Regions from separate parts of the Homo sapiens genome. Here regions 1 and 3 are each linked to region 2. Evidence: read pairs that join two places in POLR2A ChIA-PET (ENCODE). Cell type or tissue: OCI-LY7. All regions are shown on one strand. Region 1 overlaps ARSB (arylsulfatase B). Region 2 overlaps ARSB (arylsulfatase B). Region 3 overlaps LOC124900191 (a long non-coding RNA gene).

Evidence for each region. Peaks named below come from ENCODE experiments on the same cell type or tissue, not always from the same donor. Only the 100,000 strongest peaks of a DNase experiment are listed, where the experiment ranks them.
Region 1: POLR2A ChIA-PET joins it to region 2 with 6 read pairs; 3 of 35 experiments call an interaction of 5 or more read pairs at or near these places.
Region 3: POLR2A ChIA-PET joins it to region 2 with 5 read pairs; 4 of 35 experiments call an interaction of 5 or more read pairs at or near these places.

Annotation. Positions count from the first base shown.
Region 1 is chr5:78,903,907-78,907,906 of GRCh38, reverse strand. All of the region lies in intron 4 of ARSB (arylsulfatase B), which reads left to right. Among named protein-coding and RNA genes, the nearest start is that of ARSB, 79 kb to the left of the region's middle. In OCI-LY7, no CTCF peak of the experiment used is centred here; DNase peaks (open chromatin) are centred at 166 and 2,096.
Region 2 is chr5:78,790,830-78,794,829 of GRCh38, reverse strand. All of the region lies in intron 6 of ARSB (arylsulfatase B), which reads left to right. Among named protein-coding and RNA genes, the nearest start is that of LHFPL2, 140 kb to the right of the region's middle. In OCI-LY7, no CTCF peak of the experiment used is centred here; a DNase peak (open chromatin) is centred at 2,219; H3K4me3 peaks cover 932 bases; H3K27ac peaks cover 692 bases.
Region 3 is chr5:78,687,041-78,691,040 of GRCh38, reverse strand. The region is part of intron 4 of LOC124900191 (a long non-coding RNA gene); the gene reads left to right. Among named protein-coding and RNA genes, the nearest start is that of LHFPL2, 40 kb to the right of the region's middle. In OCI-LY7, no CTCF peak of the experiment used is centred here; no DNase peak of the experiment used is centred here; H3K27ac peaks cover 496 bases.

The DNA.
Region 1 (4,000 bases), 110 kb before region 2:
AACTGGCCCACATTTGCCAGTCTCCCTATATGCTCAGCACTTGAAAATGAGTCTTCTCTGCTGTAATTTAAAGCTAGAAATCCAAAGACATTGAGTCACCAGCATAGGTATTTTCCACACAGCTGCAAGTGAAACTTCACAATGGACTTGGCCGCTATTTGCTTACACTTGCCATCTGTGCAACCGCTCTACCCGTGGCCTCCCCCGCTTTGTGGTTGTCTTCTAACAGGAGCAGTCCACGCAAAGCCTTCCTGAATACTTAACAAAATTTTAAAAAATATAATAGATACTGTCCTAGCATGAAGGCGCTGCCTTTGTGATTTTTAGGAATTAACCCAAATAAAATATGAAAAATAAACTACCGAGTGCTTTAACGCAGCTAAAGCATGCAAGCAAAACCAGCAACCAGCTGAGTTCCGACAGTTACTGAGAGTTTTGTATGTGGTAATTCAAGACTCCCCAGGAAAGATCTCATGACTCACTCCAGTGTGGCTGGGCCTCCAGTCCTCACTCTGAACCAAAGTCCTGGAAACACTTTTCCACCACGTTGAGAGAAGGCGAGGGAAGAACAGGGTCAGGAGTGATCAAATGCCCTTAGAAACAGTCTCTTTCTTTCCTTTTGGGAAAACAAACTCACTGTGTAATAAAAAGGTACAAAGCCAACTTTGGAATAATAATCACCCCGCCCCATCCCCTTGCCCTCTGATGGAAAGTGCCTTGTCTTCTCCATCAAGGTCTAGCTGGGGGCTTGAACGGCCTCCGTGTCACCTCTAATTCCCCAGTTTTTACCTTGTTTCCTTTCTCTGTATCTTTTTTGCCCTTAGTTGTGTACAGTCTTGTATTTTTTCACATAGGCTATGCTTTCTGTGGATGTTGCCTCCCTCGAAAGCAGGGACCATGTGTTGAACCCCTGTTGCCTTTTCCCAGAGTAGCGGGCACCTAGCAGGTGCTTAATTAAGGTGTGTCAAATAATTGTTTCCTTTTTTATTCTTACCTGACATGAAGTATGCTCCTGTATCAATTCAGATGAAGGTTTAAAAAAAATCAAGACAAGTATCACAAGTTCCCTTAGCCCATTCTCATTAAAATCATGGGCACCACCTTCCCGTGCTCACCAGGATGGAGGAAGTCAACAAATATCTTTCTCATTGATTAAAAACTCTGGATAATACTGAAAGCAACTATCTGAGGCTTCTTAAAAGTACTTAGGTTGGTGCTAAAGTAATTGAGGTTTTCGAAAACTGCAATTACTTTTGCACCAACCTAATATAACAGCAGGGATGATAAGAATAGGGACAGAGAAGAAAACAAAATCAGGTGAATGGAGAATGGGGAATAAAGTCAAAGCTTCATGAATCCCTTGTGTGGTGAGTTTTGGAGGTTTATTTTCTCTCCTCTATCTCTTGGCTTTGACCTAAGAGCCAATGGAATTATGGAACTATGCAGCAGGCACTGGCAGCAACATCTCCAAGAGAAACCTCCTACTTCTAACCAGAGGTCTAGGAAAGTGGGCTCTTGCTCAAGAATATGGGGAATTCCTATTTTATTTGTTTTTTCTTTTCTTTTAATTTTTTGAGATTGAGTCTCACGCTGTTGCCCAGGCTGGAGTACAGTGGTGTAACCATAGCTCACTGCAGCCTCTACCTCCTGGGCTCAAGTGATCCTCCTGCCTTAGCTTCCCAAATAGCTGGGACTGCAGTCATGCACCACTACACTTGGCTAATTTTTTTTTTTTTTAATTTTTTATGTTTGGTTAGCGATTGGATCACACTATGTTGCCTGGCTGGTGTGAGCCACAGTGTCCAGACTGTTTTTTCTTTTTCTTTCCCTTTTCTTTCTTAACTCTACCCCAAGACAGGCCCCAGTTGAAGATCTGCATTGGTGTTGTGGTGGGGTGCAGGCACCTAAAATCTCAAAAGAAGACCCACATTTCTGACCGGAGTGTGAGATAATCTCTGTTATTTTCCTCTTTTTTTTTTTTTTTTTTTTTTTTTTTGCTACTTTGCTCCCAAAGGCAACCTCAGTTATGCAGAAGTGCATGACAGAATGGGGAACTACAACCTAACAGAAACCTGTTTTTCTGATCAGAGAAACCACATAAAGGGGCCCCTGGAGCGGAGGTTGGGGGTGGATCTGAAGGATCTAAAGGGAGAGAAGAACTGGAGAAGAGGATCCCCTGATTCTGTGTATGAGCTAAGCCCCAGGCTCACCTCCAAGTGCATATATGCCACACAGGCCCAAAGGAGCAAAGCAGAGGCTTCGAAAACTCAACTGCCATGTGAACCACTGCCCAGGTCCTAGATTAACCCCTGAGTGGCACATGCGCTGGGCAAACCCAAACCTCATAGCAAAGGCTTTAAAAACTAAACTGACATTAGAGCCACTGTCCACAGAAGGTGAGACAAAACTTGTGGTCTGAGTCTCACTAGGTTGATTCTCTGCTTAACCAAACAAACATCAACACCCTCGAGAGGATTTTAACTAGACCTAGAGGCTCAGAACATGGTATTCAAAATGTCTAATAGACAGTCCAAAATTACTCATTATACAAAAAAAAAAAAACAGGAAAATACGAGCAGTACTCAAGGGAAAAGACTAAAAATAGATTATTTCAGCTGTGATGAGCTCATTTGAGATGATCATCCAAATATTGGTGTTGTCAGACAAAAACTTTAATGCAGCTATTGTAACCATTCTCCATGAGACAAAGTTGAACACTCTTGAAATGAATGGAAAAATAGCAGTGAAATAGAAACTAAAGCCAAACAAATGAACAAACAAAACAAATGAAAATTATAGAACTGAAAAACACAATATCTGAAATTTAAAATTAACTCTATGGGTCCAATAGCAGAATGGAGCTGATAAAGAAGAGTCGGTGAACTTCAAGATAGATCAATAGAAATTATACAGTCTGGGCTGGTCGTGGTGGCTCGTGCCTGTAATCCCAGCACTTTGGGAGGCTGAGGTGGGCAGATTGCTTAAGGCTAGGAGTTCAAGACCAGCCTGGCCAACATGATGAAACCCCATCTCTACCAAAAAATACAAAAATTAGTCAGGTGTGGTGGCACACGCCTGTCGTCCCAGCTACTCAGGAGGCTGAGGCAGGAGAATTGCTTGAACCCAGGAGGGCAGAGGTTGCAGTGAGCTGAGATAGCGCCACTGCATTCCAGCCTGGGCAACAGAGTGAGACCCTCTCTCAAAAAAAAAAAAAAAAAAAAGAAAGAAAGAAAAGAAAGAAAATTATACAGCCTGAAACACAGAAAAAAGGAAGAAAAACAGTGCTGCAGGGACCTATGGAATAATATCAAAAGGTCTAGCATTTATGTCATTAGAGTCCAGAAAGAGAGCAGAAATATTAGTGTAGAAAAAATATATAAAGGAATAATGTGTGAAAACTTCACAAATTTGGTGCAAGATACATGTACAAATTCAAGAAGCTCAGTGAAATCCAAACAGGATAAACTCAAAGAAAACTACACCAGCATCATAATGGAACTGCTGAAAACTAAAGATGAAAAAAAAAAATACCTTGAAAGCAGCAGTCTCATTCATGGGATTGAATGAAATTGAATGAAAGCATGTTCACACAAAAAACAATACCCATATATTTATAGCATCTTTATTGATAATTACTAAAAACTGAAAAACCCAAATGTCCTTCAACTAGCAAATAGATAAACAGATGTGGTACTTCTGTGCAGTGGACTACTACTCAGTAGTGTAATGAACTGTTGATACACACATTAGCATGGATGAATCACAAATGCATTATGCTGAATGCAGGAAGCCAGACTGAAAAGATTACACACACTATGATTTTTTTATATGACATTCTGGAAAAAGCAAAACCTTAACGACAGAGAAGCATCAGTGGTTGCCAGGGGTTAAGGCTGGGTGTACAATTTGTCTACAAAGAGGTGGTACAAAGGAGTTATATCACAGTGATAGAATGTTCTATCCTGATTGTGGTGGTATTTATATGACTCTATTTGTTAAA
Region 2 (4,000 bases):
ATGTTTAGTAAGTGCCTATGACAGTCAGGCGTTAAATGATGCTTGAGCCTTAGTTACTCTGAGCTTCACTCTATCCCTCTCACCCCAGTGGCCTCACCTAATTTTGGAAAAGTTGGACAAGCAGTGAGACAGACAGGGTAAAAAGAAAAAATTGGCTTGTAAATACTCCCCGAATATCCTGCCTGATAAAACATTCTTCCTCCTCTCCCTCCTCCTCCTTCCTATCACCTCTCCCTTTGCCTTTCTCCCCAACCCCACCTCTCTTCTTTGTTTTCTGTTTTCTTTTTGCCTCCCTTATCGGTCCTGTCTTCTTTGCCTTGTGTTAGATTCTTTAGGCTCCTATTTCAGGACAGGTCACATTTACTCTTGCTTCTACACTAGGACACACCCTCCCCTCTTACTACTCAGTGTTAGTTCACTGGCCTCAATAAACACTGGATGTTTTTATTTTATTTCATGTTTGTGCACTTGAAGACTATTGAATTCATTCTGTGTGTTTTTTTTTCCAAAATGATATATGAATTAGAATTGCCCTTTTGAGCCAAGAACCCTGGTGGGTTTTGTTTTGTTTTTTAACAGAGCCGCAAGCCCAGGAATGAGAAATCAGTTCATAAAATCAATAGCAAGCAAATTTAGAATCCACTACAGCACCTATACCCAGCTTATAGTAAGCCTGAGAAGCAGACTCCTACAGGATGAGATTGATTCCAGCAGTGTGGTTAGATATTTGGAAATGCCTAAAGAAATGTTTATGCTCAAGTTAAGGTTGCAGCAGAAACCATATAACTTGAGAATTTCTGGGGCCTAAATGTACGGGCTCTACAGAATGTACTACGTTGCTTTGTGCCTCTGCCCAGATCACTATTCTCCTTTTCCACTTTCCTCCCATGCTGCCCCCAGCACACGCATACTTGCCTCATCGCCTCAAAAAAAAAATAATAAAAATTGAAATCTTTCTAATGCCAATTCAGCCTTCCAGTTTCATCTGAGACATCACTTCTTCAGGGAGATCTTCTCCTTTCCCTAGACTAATCAAGGTCCCCACCTTGCCTTCCTAGAGCCCCCATCCCTAGCCACAACACCCATCAAAATTGATCATCACTGCTTGTCTCCTTGCCTTCCTCCACCTGGCTGTGTGCCCAGCAACTAGGACTAGTTCAAGAAGTATTTGTTGACGAAGTAAATCAATTTAGTTTGGGGGGACCATGGCCACAGGATCAAGACACTTCTCAGCTCTCTGCTGTCTCCTTACTCTTGCTTTCCAGACTCTGATTCCCGAGCAGTTGGGAAGACATCTTTTTGTTTCTTCCATTCTGAAATTCACTGACCAACTGCGTACATCCATGCTCATAAACATTTGATTTAGCTATAAAATCTATTTTAAATAAAAATGCCAATTAGAGTAGAAACTTCCTGCTCCTCCCTGTCCCCACTATGTGTAAGGTAAGTGTGGAGGTGGGAAAAAGAGCGTTGTCTTCTAAGGAGTGGGAGTTGAATGTCTCCTAGGTGCCCACTGCAGGCAGCATGAAAATAATAGGATGGATACTATAGGAGGCACATTTGAGATCTTTCAAATTGCTCCAGCTGACCATCCATGACATGGGCTACCTGGTGAGGCAGGAAGTCCTGTGTGGGACTGTCCTAGGGCAATAGCTGTGCAAAGACCATCATAAGTGCAACAGATGCTGCTGAAGATGGTAATTTCAGGCAGCCTATGTTAGGCCAGGGCTCAGCTGGGCTAGACTAAGGGAACCAAAGACAGGTATGAAAGGGACTGTAGGCTCCAGTGACCCCAAGGCAGAACCAGAATTGGGAATCTCTGTTCTATTGCACTCTGTTTTTACAATTCTGGCCAGACCTGTAGTGTGGCATACCACTACAGGTTATGTGGGGAAAATGTTACCACATATTCCCCACATAATTTTCTAACAATACCTCGTTCCCTTTGCAGCTGGTTCAGATCTCACAGTCATAAGAGGGTTGAGCAGTTGGTCACACCTTGACTTGACAGCTGTCAGTCAGAGGCCATAGGTTCAACATATATTGAAATGATTTCTTTCAGTTGGTCAGTTGGTTTTACCTATTTGCCTGGGCTTATGGCGACCACCGTGGAAATTCAAGAGACCTGTACCCAGAATCCGTGCACTTATGGTGCACAGAATGCTCACTACGTGTAGAATCTTATTTCCTCTTCACACTCATTCTATTTAGGTAGTATTTTGGTTCTCATTTTTGCATACAAGGAAACAGGAACTCAGAGTGGTTAAATGACTTTATAAGATAAGAAAAAGAGCTTGTTCTAAAGGCTATTGAAATGCCAGTGATTGATTTCTCTGAGTTACTTTTCAGAACTAGAGTGATGGCATAGGGCAAGCTTATTCAAACCCATGGCCCACGGGCTGCACGTGGCCCAGGATGGCCTTGAATGCGTAACTTTTTTTTTTTTTTTTTGCGACAGATTCTCACTCTGTCGTCCAGGCTGGAGTACAGTGATGCGATCTCGGCTCGCTGCAACCTCCACCTCCTGGGTTCAAGTGCTTCTCATGCCTCAGCCTCCTGAGTAGCTGGGATTACAGGCATGCACCGTCACACCTGGCTAATTTTTGTATTTTTAGTAGAGATGGGGTTTTACCACAGTGGCCCGGCTGGTCTCGAACTCCTGGCCTCAAGTGATCTGCCCGCCTCAGCCTCCCAAAGTGCTGGGATTACAGGCGTGAGCCACCATGCCTGTAAACTTTCTGAAAATTCATAAGCTTTCTTAAAACATTATGAGTTTTCTTGCAATTTCTTTTTTTTTTTAGCTCATCAGCTGTCATTAGTGTTAGTGTATTTTATGTGTGGCCCAAGACAATTCTTCTTCTTCCAGTGTGGCTCAAGGAAGCCAGAAGATTGGACACGCCTGGCATACGGCATACCACTGCGCCATCCAAAACAGCTGTGCACAGCCCCACTTCCCAGCTGTTAGGGGCTTTTTTCATCTTCAAAAATTAAGCAAAGAGGTTCACTAAAGCATCAGTTCAGAGTGTGGGGCTTCTAGTCAGTGTATTTTAGGGAATTAATTTTAGGAAGAAACTATTTTTAGGTCCACGATTATTTTTAAAAACAAAAATCTAGACAACAGTGCATACATGCACGTCTGGATATGTAAGCCCTTACCACACAGCGAGATGAGAGGGTGGCCTTGGCCAAAGCCTGCAGTTGTTGGGACATTCAAAACCATGAGCAGACTGGAGATTTGAGCCACATGTGCACCAGCGCAGTCGCTCAGATGCGGCCTGGGTGCGCTGATCTGGGAGGGGGACTCACGGGCTCTGGGTCTCTGACTAGCTGGCACATGAAGGACCTTAATGACTTGAACCTCACTTTCAGTTTGAGATCCTTTGAACTTTTGTTAGAGTGAGCCATAAAGAAGTGGTCAGCCAATCAGATGTTTAGTATAAACTGAACTTTAGCGTAAATAAGCTTTAAGAGACACATTTGATTTACATAATAAATAAACAAGCTACTTTTAGGAACTTTTAAGTACAAAAGTTGAAGATAGTTGCTAATTAAACCTAAATCTTGCCTGTACATTAAAAACATACTCGACAGAATTTCCAGTTTAGAAAACTCCTCAAGAACCAAATTTCTGGGACAGCTGGGGTGTTTTTCTCACTTAGCCCAAGTGAGTAAGTTTTACTGTAAGTAAATATGCATACATCATTAAGTGAAGGTGGCATCACACTGGCAGGGAAAGTCAGATGGGTTATTGGCGAAGAATGAAATTTTGCTGATCTTCATAAATTGTGAAATGATAAAAAACAAATAGAACTCAGTAGAAATGAATGGCAGGCCAAACAAACCGGACAGAAAAGGGGCTACAGACTAAAAGTGGTAAATTACAGCTTCTACACATAAATCCTTTTTACCCCAACCCTCTTTAAATTCTGGAACATAAATGGGGGAACAAATATAGACCCTTTCTAAATCCACACCAGAGAAGTGACTTTGGTTGTTTTTT
Region 3 (4,000 bases), 100 kb after region 2:
ACGTTCATTCTACTCCTGGCTAAAGTTTTCCTGAAAAAAGAAATTTTAAAAAAGATCAATACCTGTTTTGAGAATATTAAGTGTACTTCTCCCTTCAGTTTCTAAGCTTTTTTCCTACTTGAGGCACTGGTTCAGCCTCATAAAGGGGCATAGGCTGGGTGGGTGTCTTCAGTGTGTGCTTGGAAGCTGCTGCTCAGAAAACAGCTGAGACTCTGCCTTACACCCACCTTGTGAAGGGCCACAGTGGATCTGTACAAGCCAGGAGCTTCTTTAGTCTTGTCCTGGCACACCCAGCACATCAGCCACTTTGAATGGAGCTCCTGCAGGAGGAGACTCAGCTGAGTCCCAGAGCAATAGTAATTGCTTCATAACAGGGATCATAAAGAGACTTTGTTGTGTGTCCTTAAAGCAGCTTCAAATTACAGATTCAGATTGGGCAAATACCCCTATAAATCCCACCGGATAGCCTGGTTCCTTGGTTATAAGCAGGTTTGTTTTTCTGTACTGTTACCCAAATTCCCCTGATTGTAATCCCTCATAAGCCTATTTAAACTGCAGAATCCTGGACTCCACAGAGGAGTTCTGGACCTCCTAAGTCCGAATCTTCAAGAGAGGGACCTGCAGTTTGAATAAGCCTCTCCCAAGGGTTCTCATCATCCCTTAGTGTATTAGTCCGGTTTCACACTGCTATAAAGATACTACCTGAGACTGGGTAATTTATAAACAAAGGAAGTGTAATTGACTCACAATTCCGCATGGCTGGGGAGGCCTCAGGAAATTTACAATCACAGTGGAAGGGGAAACAGACCCTTTTTTACAAGATGGCAGGAGAGAGGGAGAGTGAATGTGCAGGGGAAACTGCCATTTATAAAACCATCACATCTTGTGAAAACTCACTCAACTATCACAAGAACAGCATGGGGGAAACTGTCCCCATGATCCAATCACCTCCCACCAGGTTCCTTCCTCAACACCTGGGGATTACAATTAAAATGAGATTTGGGTGGGGACACAGAGCCAAACCATATCACCTAAGCTTGGAAAGCATTGTTTTGAGGAGTTCTTTGCGTGAAATTCCATTCCTTGTCCTTTATTTTTTATTTTTTGAGAATCTCGCTCTGTTGCCCAGGCTTGAGTGCAGTGGTGAGATTTCGACTCACTGCAACCTCCACCTCCCAGGCTCAGATGATTCTCCTGCCTCAGCCTCCTGAGTAGCTGGGATTACAGGCATGCACTACCACACCCAGCTAATTTTTGTATTTTTATCCATTCATCAGTTAGTAGACATTTGGGTTATTCCAGTCTGGAGCTATCATGAATAAAGCTACTATGAATATTCCAACTCAGGTCTTGCTGCAGACATGTGTTTTCATTTCTCTTGAGGAAATACCCAGGAATGGGATTGCTGTGTCATATGCTATGTGTATGCTTACCTTTATCAAGGTGTATGCTTACTCTTTGTCAATCAAGAGATTGATCAGCTGTTTTTCAAAGTGGCAGTATCATTTTGCAATTGCACCAGCAATATACTACTGAATTTTTTTGAAAAAGACAATTATTTGTAGAGAGATCTACAAATACCTTTATTTTGCATCATCAGCACAGATGTAGAATTAGTTTTGTTAAAGCACTTCTTTTTTTTTTTTTTTTTTTTTTTGAGATGGAGTTTTGCTCTTGTTGTCCAAGCTGGAGTGCAATGGCACGATCTCCACTCACCGCAACCTCCGCCTCCCGGGTTCAAGCGATTCTCCTGCCTCAGCCTCTCCAGTAGCTGGGATTACGGGCATGTGCCACCATGCCCAGCTAATTTTGTATTTTTAGTAGAGACAGGGTTTCTCCATGTTGGTCAGGCTGATCTCAAACTCCCGACCTCAGGTGATTCACTCGTCTTGGCCTCCCAAAGTTCTGGGATTACAGGCGTGAGCCACTGCGCCTGGCCTTAAAGCACTTCTTAAGAGTTCTGGGCTTGGAGTCAGATTGAGCTGGGTCTGTTACAAAATTCAACAATACTGTGTCCATGATTTTGGACAAGTGGCTAGATCTCTCCAAATGTATTTCCCTTATTTGTAAGACAGAGATAATAATTCCTCTCTGCTTAGAGAAGTCGTAAGGATTAAAGGAGATGAAACACATAAAGCACTTAATACATTACCTGATATATAATAATCATGATTAACATGTTACTCTTATTATTTTCATTAACTTCTTTATAATAGTATTTGTTGCAGTAGGGTTTAAACATATGAGAACATGTACTATGAACTTCACTTCTTTAGGGTTTCTTTTGGGTAATAATTTAGAACTCAAGAAAACCACAGGAAGCTGAAAAAGGACGTTTTGTCATTGAAAAAAGATATTTGTAGTTATTTAGAATGAACAACCAGCAAGTCATTTTACATTCTTTCTAGAATTTCTAACTTCAGTTTCCTAATTTGTAAAATGGGGGTCAGGGTGGCGGTGGAGGTAGCCATTCTTACCCTGCCTTTCTCACAGTGTTGCTGTAAAGGTCAAAGGAAAAACTGAACATTATAAATTGTCAAGTATTATATAAATATTTACCACCAGTGAAAGTTTTAGAGGAATTTTTTTTTTTTTTTTTTTTTGAGATGGAGTCTCACTCTGTGACCCAAGCTGGAGTGTAGTGACACGATCTCGGCTCACTGCAATCTCCACAGCCCTGGTTCAAGTGATTCTCCTGCCTCAGCCTCCTGAGTTGCTGGGATTACAGGCACCTGCCACTGCGCCTGGCTAATTTTTGTAGTTTTAGTAGAGACGGGGTTTCACCATCGTGGCCAGGCTGGTCTTGAACTACTGACCTCATGAACCACCTGCCTCAGCCTCCAAAAGTGCTGGGATTACAGGCATGAGCCACTGCACCTGGCCAAGGATAAATTTTGTAAGATATGATTTAATTAGAAAATAGAAATTATAAGATAATAATGTCCTTTAGTAATTTCCTTTTTCTTTTTTTTATTATTATACTTCAAGTTCTAGGGTACATGTGCACAACATGCAGGTTTGTTACATATGTATATGTGTGCCATGTTGGTGTCCTGCACCCATTAACTCATCATTTACATTAGGTATATCTCTTAATGCTATCCCTCCCCAACCCCACCCCACAACAGGCCACGGTGTGTGATGTTCCCCTTCCTGTGTCCATGTGTTCTCATTGTTCAATTACCACCTATGAGTGAGAACATGCGGTGTTTGGTTTTTTGTCCTTGTGATAGTTTGCTGAAAATGATGGTTTCCAGCTTCATCCATGTCCCTACAAAGGACATGAACTCATCCTTTTTTATGGCTGCATAGTATTCCATGCTGTATATGTGCCACATTTTCTTAATCCAGTCTATCGTTGATGGACATTTGGGTTGCCTCCATGTCTTTGCTATTGTGAATAGTGCTGCAGTAAACATACGTGTGCATGTGTCTTTATAGCAGCATGATTTATAATCATTTGGGTAGATACCCAGTAATGGGATGGCTGGGTCAAATGGTATTTCTAGTTCTAGATCCTTGAGGAATCACCACACTGTCTTCCACAATGGTTGAAGTAGTTTACAGTAAAAGTGTTCCTATTTCTACACATCCTCTCCAGCACCTGTTGTTTCCTGACTTTTTAACGATCACCATTCTAACTGGTATGACATGGTATCTCATTGTGGTTTTGATTTGCATTTCTCTGATGGCCAGTGATGATAAGCATTCTTTCATGTGTCTTTTGGCTGCATAAATGTCTTCTTTTGAGAAGTGTCTGTTCACATCCTTTGCCCACTTTTTGATGGGGTTGTTTGTGTTTTTCTTGTAAAGTTGTTTGAGTTCTTTGTAGATTCTGGATATTAGCCCTTTGTCAGATGAGTAGATTGCAAAAATTTTCTCCCATTCTGTAGGTTGCCTGTTCACTCTGATGGTAGTTTCTTTTGCTGTGCAGAAGCTCTTTAGTTTAATTAGATCCCATTTATCAATTTTGGCTTTTGTTGCCATTGCTTTTAGTGTT